2 separate regions of the Homo sapiens genome follow, and region 1 is linked to region 2. A link is a contact called in ENCODE Hi-C or POLR2A ChIA-PET data. All regions are on one chromosome and are shown on one strand. Each heading gives the region's core, a stretch centred on a gene start or an enhancer-like site at or near the end of the contact. The rest is flanking DNA. Distances are from core to core; before and after follow the strand shown. Region 1 has its middle 130 kb from the start of LINC01931. Region 2 overlaps RND3 (Rho family GTPase 3).

Region 1 (6,532 bases), core at 741-3,240, 480 kb before region 2:
TTTTCTCATCTAGCCTGTTCCTAAGCAGCTTATAGTTTTGGTATCTGACATTCTCAAGTTCAAAGCTAAAACCAGATCAAAATTTTCATTGTATTAAATGACCTCAATCATCATAATCCTGGCAGATTTTAAATATATCAATCTCTTCTGAGTAGCTTCCCCCGACCAACACTAGAACCTTAATCATCTATAAAACTAAACTGAGAGGTGAACAAATTACTTAGAAACGACACTGGAGGTAGAAGACTAAAGGAGAAGCCAGGCATGGGTTAACCCATGAAGCAGGACTGCATAGCAGGATTTAGTCAACTGCTGGAGAATGTCTGCATCGAACACTACTTGTCTAATTTATCTCTTGGTCCATTTTATATGGAGGCTATGTCCACCAGCCCTGGTGCAAATGCTTACAAATGATTCTGTGTAGAACTTGCATGCAGCTTCCAGTACAGCAAGCTCTCTATCTGCAGCAGTACTCACACCATTTGAACATCTGTCAGGAAAATCAGTCTCAAAATTCTTTAAATAATAAATACTTGTAAATAATTACCATCATAAATTTCAAAGATTTCAAAGATTTTGATTGAGTTCTGAGTAGGGAAGGAATGATAAAATCAGAGAAATATGGCTATAAGTTGCTTTTGGAATAATGAAGGGTTTCCATTAGTCAAGGCACTTCTGTGCTACCATGAGCAATGCAAATTGTCTCTTTATAAACACACATCCTATGCAGAGTACCACAAAGTAGAACCAGTATGCATTATCAGCAATTGGAGTGATGTTGGTAAAGTTGTGGTTGTGGTGTGGGTTGGGAGATGATTCTGGAACTTTAGTCTGCCTGACTCTTTAAGGAAATCTAAATTTATTGAGCACTTTCCATGTGCCAACGCCTGTGATAAGCACTATGTATGTTGCCTGATTTAGACATTCAATGAGGAAATGAGCTCAGCAAACTTGGATAATTCATCCCGGATGACCTATCTAGGAAGTCGTGAATCCAGAAACTGCACCCAGGTCTATTTGCTCCAATGTGTCCTCTCTTGAGTATTTTACTATATTTTTGTCTTGTTACTATGATCATTCAATTTATTTTAAAAATTCAACATGGTTAGAAAAGAAAGCATAGATACACGTGAGAAGGTGAAACATGAACTCTACTGCCAGCATATAGGCGAGGTAACTTAGAAGAGTGGAAGGTTGCTCACCTGTACTGACAAGAGAGGTGGCCAAAGAAAATGGAGCCATGAGGACAGACGGACAGCAGCATTGAAGGGAAACTGATTACCTCACTCATCTCTTTACCTCCACTTGTCTACCTGCTCATCTCCACTAATGCCAGCCTCCTCATTCAGGATCAAATATGTTGATCATGCTCTCACTTCAGGCCCTTTGTCCTTGCTGGTCCCATTGCCTGAATCATTCTTCCCCTAGACAGTCTCAGTGCTCTTTTTCTTGCCTCCTGCAGATCTTTGCTCAAATGGTAGCTTCTCCCAGGGCATTATTTGACATTGTATCCCTCTGGCATTCCCAGTCCCTCATTCCTGGCTCATTATATACAATATGTTTATTTTAAAACATCTATTTCTCCCAACATAATTAAAGCCTCTTTGAGGACAGGGATGTTTGTTTGTTATTTTGAATGTTTTATCCTTAGCACCAAGCACATTGTCTGACATATGGTTGGTCTGACATCTGCCCTCAGTAAATATTTACTAAATAAATTCACTAATCAACAAATATCACAAAAATAATTCTTATGCCAAAGTGACATATTTTGGGGTGGCATACCCTGATCCCTTTCAGCTCCTTCCCCCATACTAAGCAAAGGTTACTGTTCTATATGGCTGCAAAAACATCAGCCAGTGTAAAAGCAGTCATTCTATAGGCAAGCAGGCACATTCCTAGTATTCTTTAAGGTGGAAGTCATTCACTAGAGCTGACAAATCTTTGATTCTTTGAACTGGGGAATAATTGTTTTGGTTTCTAAGTCCTGCTTGGGTTGAGCAAACACATACCTGGCTCATTATCAATAACCTTCTTAGTTAGGCAAATAGGTGACAATGTCAATAGGAATTTCAAAAATATGTGTGCTGGCAAAATAAACTCTGCCTTTGGAAACATCATCACAATTTAACTGGTTCTAAGTTACTCAGGCAGCCTAGGTCATTGTGTGCCAATGCACTGAAATTGCCCTTTAACAAAACTGGCACTGGCAGCTAGCAGTCAAAATTGAAATGTTTCAGCCAACAGAGCTGCTTTGGAATCTTTCCCACATACCAATAAATCTCTTGATCTTGGGAAAACATTTCCCGATATTCAGGAACTTTTCTATTGTTCGTTGCAACTTTCCCCAGAGGACACATAAGGCTTTCCTAGACCTTTGGACACCCACATAACCTTCATATACTAAGTGCTCAGGTCAGAAGTAAGCAACATTCACTGGGGGCTGTGATTTGAACACTAACTTTCTGCTTTTTTAAAATGTAAGGGGTGAAGAAAGGGCCTGAGAATTTCTCTGCATTGAGGTGAAGTCTCGTGTATGGAGTTCGAGTCTGCTCTGTCTTCATAGCGACGTCACTATAACATTGTCCCTAATGCACTCTCAGTGAGGAGCTAACTGCTACTGAAAGTTTCAAATTTTATGTAAAAATAAATCTGTGATAATCACCTTTCTCCTGTTAACCAGCTTATTGTTGAAGTTAAGCATTCTTGAAGACACACACATTTGGTAATCTAATGTATGATCAGATTTTGGTGCTCTAAACAAATCATCTTTCCCACAGTATGTTCCTTAAACATTAACTCTATAAGGTCTCATAAAAAGGAAAGTTTTCTAAGACTAAGTGACTTATGAAATTCTGTATCTAATCCTCTTTTGTAGAGTTGTCATATATATTGGTGACCTGAAAAGGGCTACAAAGACTAAATCTGTTTCACTTGGCTTATTCCAGAATTTGCCAAATTTGACTGTAATTCCCCTTTTCTTCTGTTAGATCTAGTGACATTCTGCAGAACTAGCAAGCATTCTAGGAAACTCAACTTTGACAACACTATTCTAAATACAGCAAACACAATCAAATGTTGTTCAGAAGTCAGAGTTCTTAAAACTTCAGCCTTTGGTTTTTCGGCAGTCTCCATATGGGATTATTTTAGAATAGGGGTCTTCAAACTTCTTCTGTAAAGGGACACATAGTAAATATGTTAGACGCTTTACAAGACACATAGTCTCTGTCCTTTGCAACTAGCTACTCAACTGTGCCAATGTATGAAATTAGCCACAGATAATATGTAAACAAATGAGTGGCTGTGTTCAAACAAAACTTTATTATCAAAAACAAGCCACAGACTCAATTTGAGCCATAGGTTGTAGTTTGCAAACCTCTGTTTTAGAGTGGGGCAACCACCTCTCATTCATATCTAATACCTAATCAGTTATCTAATTCATATCTAATATCTAATTCATATCTAGTATCATATCTAGTATCTCTCATTCGTATCTAATACCTCTCATTTATATCTAATACCTAATCAGTTATCTAATTCATATCTAATATCTAATTCATATCTAATATCTAATCAGTTATCTAATACCTTAAGTTATCTAATATTATACCTAATATCTAATCAGTTATCTAATACCTTAAGGGTACATGTAAGATTAAAAAGAAGGTCACTGTGACTTTGTTCGGCAGCCAAACTTGGCCAACCTTAACTTTTAAAAGACTGGAGCATAGTTCACTTAGGTCAGTATATAAAATCCATCTCATGTTAATCACAACCAAGATGAACCAGCATCCTCAGAGAAGATCCATAACTTGTCTGTCGTTTGAAACTAAGAGAACAAGATACAGGTAAGTGCCCCACTGCTTTGATAATTTGCTTTAAAGCAAATGGCCAACTTTAAATGGCAAACTAGGAATTTCCCAGTAAAAAGCAAGTTGATTTACCAGCAGTACTCCAAACTTCCTTTTGGAGGTTAAGTAAAACAGGGAGGTTCTTAGAAAAGGAAATCTGCCTTAAGTACTAGAAAATTCCAAACTCATAATTATTTTAAGTCAAGCCCTATTGCAGAATCAACAGTCTCCATTATGCACAAGGGACCACCCACCAGAAGAGCATCCAAAGATAATAATCTATGAGAAAGGAGACCACAAAAATGCGGATACTGAATTTCTGGCAGGACCTTGGAGCTTATGTTTAAAGAAGTGATTGTCCCTTAGATACCAAGGCCATTTCTCTAGCTTTATGCTGGCAAGTTTTCTATTTATTGATGCTTTATCTTTGTGTGACTCTTTTTGTTAACCCTTTCCAATGCAAGTATTTTGGTTCCCCTGCAGTATCAACAAAAAAAAAAAAAATACATATTTTTGAAAAGCTTTATTTTTATTTTTGTTGAAAAGCTTTATAAAAAGCTTCTAGATTAATAGAATAATAGGATTTTAGCACTGGAAGGAATCTAAAAATACCTAATCTAACTACCTTGAAAAGATCAACGAGGGATCTTGTCTGAGATACCAGATGATCATCCACGACTATCCATGAGATCCAGGTTTCCTGGGTCATGCTGAAGGCTGTTCAGAGGACAGATTCTCAGAGTTGACATTCTAGACCTGTGAAGGTTCCTTGTCAGGTTCTTGACTAGGTTTCTTTTCTCAGAATAAATGACATGTGCAACATCCCAAGGTAGGAAATGTTACAGAATACAAGCACATTTGTTTCTACTTTGTTATAAATCATATGCACACTTTGAAAATAGTTAAGGCTTAGTGCCTAGGATACATGCATTCTCAAGTAGCAGGAGCATTTTGGCTAATACTCAACTGGGAAAGAAAATCTGGCTGTGCCTGCAAAACTAATGATCTGTACATCTTCTGCATAAGTTGGTGTGCATTGTGAAGAGATAGTGCTATTGAGAACTTGGGAAGAGTAAGTTTTGAGGGCAGTTCCCTGGAGGAGAAACAGGAAGTACAGAGGTTTATATTTGTCTCCTTCTGCTTAGATCAACTAGACTAATGCATGAGCTTTCTGCAGGTAGAGGCCAAGAGGATTTTTTCACAAAAGCCTTTATAAAATTTGGGCTAACTGTGCTAACTTGAGGTCCAGAATTAGGGAAAATGGCTTTCTTTCATCTTATCTTCAGCATTGTGAAAGTTCAAGAGAACTCAGTGCATTTGGAGACTTGAGGGTTTTACAAGCCTTGGTAGCCAAAGGAGATGGCAGGCAGAAAAGCTGTTTTTCATAGAGTTGTTGGCAGCTGTGAAGTGTCCACTCAACTAAGCTTGAAGCATGCAGGGGAGGAAAAAAATGTCTTTTCTTTCAATCTTAAGGTCATAGCTGAAACTCCCATAAGAAAAGACAGATTAACAAGTGAGAAGCATATAGATTTACTTAATAGAAGCTTTCTGTGACATTGGAGACTTCAGAGATGAAAACACAAAGAAACAGGGAAACATAAGGTTTGATGAAGAGTGGACAGTCATGGAGAAATATGATAAGACAGAAGGGTATGGGAAAAAACTAAGGGCATCATAGCAAGGCCTGTTTGTTCAGATTCTCCTCTGTCTTCAGGATAAGGATGCACGTTTCCTCTGGGTATAGGGAGGGCACCCTCTATTGAGGGTCTTATGACCTGCTTTAGGGAAGAAAAAGGATGAAAGGAAGGCGAGAGTGGCCTTCCTGCTTCTGCTATTTCCTCAAAAGCTGAGTTGCCATATTTTGGAATAGTGTGTCCTGAACCCATCAGGAAGCCAGCATCTAGAGTCCCTGTGGCCTTGTGGGAGATCTGTCCTTGGGGCAGAGCACCAGGGGATTTGGGAAGGAGAGGGCTCTAAGGCCAGCCTACATTATACACTTGGGGATGAGGTGCCAGCAGCACTGGAACAGTCATATCTATGGGTTCCTATTTTTAGCCACAGACTACAGAATTCTGGGAAAGTTTTGGTTATACTTGGCAATATTAAGATTTAAACTCCACAAAGGAGTTTTAAAATACTTTACCCAAACAAAAGAGAAATTTTAACTTTCTGCAAGTCACGATTCATGTACTGTTGTTAAGCAACCACTAAAAAAGAAAAAAAGAAATAAAGGGAAAAACCCACTGAATTTAAAACTAAGTATCTTAATGAAAACAGTCTACGGAAGGTGTGTTTTGTCTGCTTTCATGTGTTCGTTCTGTAGAGCAAATAACCTGCGGTTAATGTTCCTCTTCTCATTTGGATGCTAAGACACCCTCCCCATCAACAAACACCAAAAGCTTTGTACTAAAGGCAACATGGCCTGTCTATAGTGTTTATAGCACAGGACATTAATTAAAATATAGAGAAACATTGCTTCACCCAACCAATACAAGAACATTAAATTCCAGCAATTCAGAACAACATCACTTTAAATAGTATATGCAAATTAAGGATATTGTGTGTTTTTATTTTAATTGCAAGAGGTAGAGTCTTTTGGTAAAGTGACATTTTGAAATGGTTCTTCTGTTAAATGCTCAAGAGATTTCTTTTCAAAGTGAATAATCATGCTTTGCCCAGGT
Region 2 (6,904 bases), core at 3,195-5,694:
ACCATCTAGGGTCTACTGTTTAAAAACTTACGACTTATGGCCAGGTGTAATGGCTCACACCTGTAATCCCAATACTTTGGGAGGCCCAGGCAGGCAGATAACAACGTCAAGAGATCAAGACCATCCTAGCCAACATAGTGAAACCCCATCTCTACTAAAAATACAAAAAATTAGCTGGGCATGGTGGCGGGCACCTGTAGTCCCAGCTATTTGGGAGGCTGAGGCAGGAGGATCACTTGAACCCGGGAGGCGGAGGTTGCAGTGAGCTGAGATTGCGCCACTGCACTCCAGCTTGGCAATAGAGTGAGACTCCATCAAAACAAACAAACAAGCAAACAAAAACAAAACAACAACAAAAAAACTTATCATTTACTGTTCTGCCTGTGTCTTTCCCAAACTGACATAATTCCTCTGCCTTTCCTCAATCTGTTTTGTCTCATTAGGGAACTGGAAATGCAACCCAATTTTTCTCTCGAGTGATGTCAAGAGATGGCAAGGAAGGTGTTGCAACATTCTAGCCAGAAAGCTATTTTCTTCCCACTTTGGAAGGGCCTCAGAGAATGACAGAAGTGGCCATGATATGAAAGGAACAACTGACAGATTTTGATTTCTCTTGGCTGACAGCTTCATTTTAGGACTTTGTTTGTCAACGACATCCAGACCTATGCAGCTGGAAGACTGACTTCAACAAATCTAAATGTCTCTTTAAGAGTCTAAGCAACCTATTCCTTTTTTTCCAGGTACCCATTTATCTATAATTAAGTCAGCATTAAAGGGATTTCCCACCAACTTCTATCTAAAGCTGCAAAAAGGATGACTAGCTACTGCCTGAAGTGGGTTTAACAGATCCTGGGGTGAGCACTAGGAAAGCCTTCCATAGAAAAATGGCTGGGTATGAAACATGAAGAAAGATGTCATTCACATTGTCCCTCATTACTGAATTGATTATTTTGATTTGAATTTCTGAATTCTGTTCCTTTGGACAGCTCTGTTCCTTAGGATTCTGTTCCTTAGAATAGCAGGTGTTACTGCTATTATGCTCTTGAGGTTAATTGGTCCTATCATATAGATACATACATATGTGTGTGTGTGTGTGTGTATCTCCTTCCTTCCTCACCAATACACGCTCACACTATAGGCTTGATGTCTTTATTGAGAAAACATGTTACTCCTTTTATTACTGATTGTGAAAAGTAATACCCGCCTGCTTCTGCACATGGCATTAGGAGAACACCTGAACCTTCTCCCTTTGAATCCCAGGCAGAATGCGAGCTTGCATTTGGAGGATAAAGAAACACATTTTTTTCATCAGCAGAATTGGACTATTAATTATCCTCCATAGAATTACAGAGGGAAAAAAATCAACTAAGTGCAATCTGATCTCATCTTATTTGTTCTTTAATCCTTCTAAGAATCAGTCTTTGATATTTAGGACATGAGCAGAGAAGAGCAACAACAATAATGACGGAGGAGAGGACTGTCTATTTATACTCCCCCAACATTTCTTATCACTCTGAATTGTGATTTTATTTGTATTTGTCTTTCTCACCCTAGACAGGCATCTATAGAACAAGGACAGGGTCTAATTCATCTCTCTGTATGCCCAGCACAGAACACAGCATCTGAGACATAGAAAATACTCAGAGAGTATTTGTTGACTAAGTAAATGACTGGGTCTGCAAAAGCAAAAGGCATCACCCAAACAACTATTTCCATTGTATTATTTTCTACTCTCAGAAAAACTCCACTGCACTTGCCAGCAGTACCATATCTGGATTTGGAGGAAACCACACATTCTAATCCCATCAAATGGCAAATACACATTTGATTGGGCCTCTGCAAGCAATAGCCTCCTCGTTGGCCAGGGTCAGGGAGAACAGAGATTGAGAATCTGAAGGCCTGTTTTTAGTCTCTGCCATTAGCTTAGCCACCCTGGGCAAGTCCCTGAATGTAACTAAACTTCCATATTCTTCTTTGTAAAATAGAGAAGTTTGACACAGAAATATTTGATCTGGGTACTATAGGTTCATGAATGAATATCAAGGGAAGTCTGTGAACTTCCTGAAATTGTGTGTAAAATGTTATGGCTATCTGAGTCATATGTATTTTTGCATTTTTAAGGAACAAAGGGTTTATAGCTGTCATTAAGTTTTTTAAAGGAAACCAACTTTTAAAAACAAGAGGTTAAGAAACTCCTGAATAGTTAATTTTGATATCTCTTTTTTCTATAAAATGTCTACACTTCTAAGAAAACATCTAAAACTGCTTTAGCCCACAATATATATTTTTTCCTCTGATTGTCCATTCTCCCCATGATCAGTCACCACCTCAATATACTTGAAACATTTATGCAAGGCCAGGGTAAACGTCATCTACCTTAGCTGAATCTGGAGCTAGGTCTTTGACTTCTCCAAATTCCACACAGTAATTATCACAGTCATGCCCATAGTAAATATTGGATGAAAACTTTCACAGATTTATTTTATCCCAGAACACTGACTCTTTTTCCCTCCAATATTCTATGCCTTGCAGGACCAGGACCATAATTATCATCTATCTCAAAGGTGCTCAGGAGGCAGATATTAGAGGGAATATTTACTATGAATGTTCTCATAAAAGGCCAACAGGATGAGGTGATTGTCCAGGAGCTTTGAGGGCACTAAGTGAAAAGAGAGTGATTTCTGATCTACTCAGGTGCGGCAGGGAGGCCATGTGTGAAGGGAGTGCCCAGGGTCTGTGGTAGCAGCTCCATGAGTAAAAACCATTGCCTCATCATCTAAAGAAGCCAAAAGCAAGGGGTGAAGGAAGAAAATAGTTTTGTTAGTGTACCTGTATTAGTTTCCTATTGTTCCTGTAACAAATTATCACAAATGTAGTGGATTAAAACAATATAAATTAATAATCTTACAGTTCTTGAGGTCAGAAATCTAAAGTAGGTCCACAGGGCTGCAACTCTTCTGGAGGCCCTGGGGGAGAATTCCTTTCCTTGACCGTTCCAGCTTCCAGAGGCCAACTGTATCCTTTGGCTCATGGCCCCCTTTTTCTGTCTTCAAAGACAGCAGCATAAGCCAGGCATGGTGGCTCATACCTGTAATCCCAGCACTTTGAGAGGTGGAGACCAGGAGTTTGAGACTAGCCTGGATAACATAGCAAGACTCCATCTCCACCAAAAAAAAAAAAAAAAAAAATTAAAAATTAGCCAGGTATGGTAACATAGACCTGTAGTCTCAGCTGTTCAGAAGGCTGAGGCAGGAGGGTCACTTGAGCTCAGGAGTTCAAGGCTGCAGTGAGCTATGATCATATTACTGCACTCCAGCCTGAGTGACAGAGAGTGAGACTCTGCCAAAAAAAAAAAAATCCAGCAGCATAGCATCTTCAAATCTCTCTCCATCCTTCTGCCTGACCCTCTGTCATCTCTGTCATCACATTGCCACTGTCTGACTCTGATTCCTCCTACATAATTGTTATAAAGGTCTGTGACTACATGGGCCCTCTCTGGATAATCCAGAATAATCTTTCCATCACAAGATCTTTAATTTGATCACAACTGCAAAGTCCTTTTTGCTATACAAGGAAACATTCACAGTTTCTGGGATTAGGAGGTGGACATGCTTGGGGAGTCATTATGCAGCCCACCACAATACTTTATGTTGCTTGAGTCTATTTATTTATATGCTGTAGTTTTGTAGAAAGAGTCATATTCATGGAGATTATGTTCAGGAAAGGAGAAAACAGAAAGGGAATTTATGTAGCCAAGTATATGAACAAGTGGTAAGAGGCAAGAACTATGTTCCCAGAGCTGAGAGGAACCTAAAGTTGTAAATAAGTTACCAACTGCCTCTGGGAGACATAAAGAACGAAGGGAGCGTCCTCTCACTAGCAATTGATCATCTTCCGTATGTGGTGTAACATATGCGGCTATTGCATTAATGTGCCTGGCTATGTATTGGAATATTTAGTGCCTACTCACTTTCTTTGATTCAGTTTATGTCAATGGAAATGACAACCAGTTCTGGTGTACTATAGTTTGGTAGTGACTGTCTCCCACTACTACATTATAAATTCCCCATGTGAGAGACTGTATTTAATTCATGATTATGAGCCAAACTCAGAAAAGTGACAGGCATGTAGTAGGCACTCAATAAATATTTGGTGAATAGAAAAATGATAAAAATAAAAACTTTGAGGTTAAAACAGAATGCTGGTGTCAAAATAACCCAGTAGAAAAAGGATAAGCAGCTTTAAGAGTTTCAGGAGAGTTAGAAGATGAGGTCATTTAAAAAAATTCTTTCTAATAAAAATAACTCCCTGAGTTATTTCTAAGTTTGTACTCAAGACAGACTCCCTGCAAGACTAGAATCTTCTAAGAAACTATTCCTGTAAAAGATTAAAATGAGAGAGACACAGTGTAAGTCTTACTCAGAGTTTGAAAACCACCTTTTAGTATTTAAAAAGGCATTAACCATGATCATTAATCAATAGAAAGGAATGTTCACAGAATGCTTAGAAGAAATGTTTGCTAAGGCAAGAAGTCAGAGAAAACGAAGGCATCCATGCCCAAGGCTGAAGACAAACGTTTTTCTTTTGCTTCAACAAATTAAAGCTGCTAGGAAAGAACAATTGACCAGAGAGGAACATTACTGTACAGCATATAAAATACTGCCAAGGTCAGCAAAACCTCAGCTTTTTATTTATTTTTTTATTTTTCTGTGCCAGTGATTGTTGAGAAATGAGTTTCTTGCAAGCCTGACTTAGACATTATGCTCCGAAGTTACTCAACACGAAGGATTTGGAAAGTACTTTTATTTCCTTTACTATTTGATGACGAGAATGAGTTACAGACATTTTCAGTAAATCTCTGTGCTTAAAATTGTTTATAAGGCCATTTCATAATGTCAGTGTGCTTTAATTTGTTCACTCATGCTGGATTCTCTGCTTCCCCCTTTGCTTTGGGCTTCTGAGAATTATTTCCAAGCAAATAACTATACCTCCAAGATTCCCAAAGCCACTCAGAAAAAAAGAAGCCACAAGGATGCATTTTTTTATATGAAGTGACTTAGCTGTGTAAAAAGAAGCACTGTTTTAAAATCCCACAGAGTATCTTTGGACACTTATGTAAAACTTATATGTAAGTATTTTAGCTGAAGACTGAGAATCAACTGGATTTATGGGGAGATAGTCCTCTCTTTTAAGCTGTTCCATGCTTACTGTACATCTCCCAGATCAGTGGGGTAACTTGTATTATGTTGTGCTGTGTTATTTATCCTTCCACGAATTGCTGCAAAAGCTGTGTTCTGGGTCATCCCCACAACTGCTGTGAACAAGGGCATGCCTTGCGAGGTGGCATGGGTTAAGGACCAAGGCTTAGGACCCCACAGGGCAGAGAGGCAAACTAGGCTTATATTAGTATTAAACCTGTGACTTGAGACTGCATCATATTGCTTCATTCTTAAAGACTTGAAGGATTTCCATCTTTTCTACAAGTTAATCTTAGGCAGTATCATAGCTCTTTTTTGTATATGATCAAATCACTTAATCTAATTATGCCCCATTTTTTTCTTGTGATTTGAAAGCATCATGAAAACTTTTATATATGCAGGTTTATCTGTTACTACTATGAAGAATCAAAAAATTCCAAAGCCTTCTAGTTCAGAAAACGTTAGGCCAGATTCTGTAATCACCTATGTTAAAGAACAAAGCTAAACAGCTAAATCAGGAAGTAGATAATAAAAGACAGATCACATTTAGACAAAGACATGGTTACTTTTTTATTTGAAGAAAAAAAAAGTATGTTTTAATAAATACTGCGGAAACATTGACCAAACAAACATACACAGTGACTTCAACAGTTTAAAAAATGCAACAAAAGTTCTGCTTTATAACAGTTATAACTTATTTTCTTTTTACAATATTTAAATACAGAAAGCACTCGCCAGCTATTTTGTAATACTGCCCAAAGCATAATGCTGCATCAATCAAAGCATATTATGTTGGTAAAATGTCTGTATTTTATGGGAAATGACTGGAATCGAATTTTCTTGCAGAGACAAGACAAAGTGCTTGTAAGACATAGAACTGAGTGTTGTAATTACCTTAATCTCTCCTGCCACGATTTAAGGGGAGCACAGCTTCAACACTTCAAAAACGAAGCACTATCATGGGAAAGAAAGCTCGTTTTCAACAAGCGCCAACAATAAACAGGTCAGATCTGGTTTCTTCTCTGAAAGAATCTCTAAAAGGAACTGGTCAAAAATATCTGTAAACTATTTTAAATGCTTATTATTTTACGTAACAACAGAGACCAAGTGCTGAACACAGACCTTGGCTGCATCTGTTCAGTGAGGTTTTAGCAATGACACTCTAGAAATGCCCTAGTGTTATGTCAGGACTGAAAGTTTATCATATAATCTTCCACTAGGGATTCTCTAAAGCTTGGGTAAGTGGCATCTTCTCTCATCAATGTTCATTTAATGAAAAGTGAAATAAACCAACAGATTATCAGATGCTGTCAGTTTTGGAGCTTCAACCCAAAATAATAGTCCTTTTGCTTTGTATTTTTGGTAACTTAATTCCAGACAGCTTTACTCACAAACTGTGCTTTCTGCTACTATTCTTTCCTTCACTCATTACCTTTTCTGGTGAAAACAGTAACTACCTTTTTTCTCTCCTTGGATCATTCTATGACATCAAACCAAGACACCTTTTATTTGACTTTGCATTTTTATCAACGATGGCAAAAAATCACACAACTTCTAAACAGCGCACAAAAATATTACATTGAGCAATTTACCACTTTTTAATGACAATCACAATGAAGAACAGAACCATCAGACTGAATAAAAATCGACATTTTTTTTCCTATTTGATCTATGCGATCTTTGTAGTGCTGGTCTACAAATCTTGC

What was found. A loop is a pair of places that touch in the nucleus more often than their neighbours do. ChIA-PET counts read pairs that join two places held with the same protein, here RNA polymerase II (POLR2A). Pooled maps may share reads with other maps.
Region 1: a pooled map shows a loop between it and region 2 (5-fold over the local background). The contact joins two enhancer-like sites. A Hi-C loop is called at or near these places in 3 of 168 maps with a recorded cell type or tissue (Calu3, MCF 10A and PC-9) and 3 of 50 pooled maps. POLR2A ChIA-PET finds 5 or more read pairs at or near these places in 4 of 52 experiments (BJ, IMR-90, MCF 10A and 1 more).

What each region holds. Positions count from the first base shown.
Region 1 is chr2:149,987,626-149,994,157 of GRCh38, forward strand. No RefSeq gene overlaps it. Among named protein-coding and RNA genes, the nearest start is that of LINC01931, 130 kb to the left of the region's middle. Within about 2 kb of position 1,991, at least 7 of the 41 ENCODE cell types and tissues checked have a DNase peak (open chromatin) inside an H3K27ac peak, as active enhancers do; they include PC-9, where a contact is called at or near this core.
Region 2 is chr2:150,462,452-150,469,355 of GRCh38, forward strand. It overlaps RND3 (Rho family GTPase 3), which reads right to left. Exons shown (of 6, transcript NM_005168.5): 6 at 5,744-6,904. Among named protein-coding and RNA genes, the nearest start is that of RND3, 22 kb to the right of the region's middle. Within about 2 kb of position 4,445, at least 3 of the 41 ENCODE cell types and tissues checked have a DNase peak (open chromatin) inside an H3K27ac peak, as active enhancers do; they include PC-9, where a contact is called at or near this core.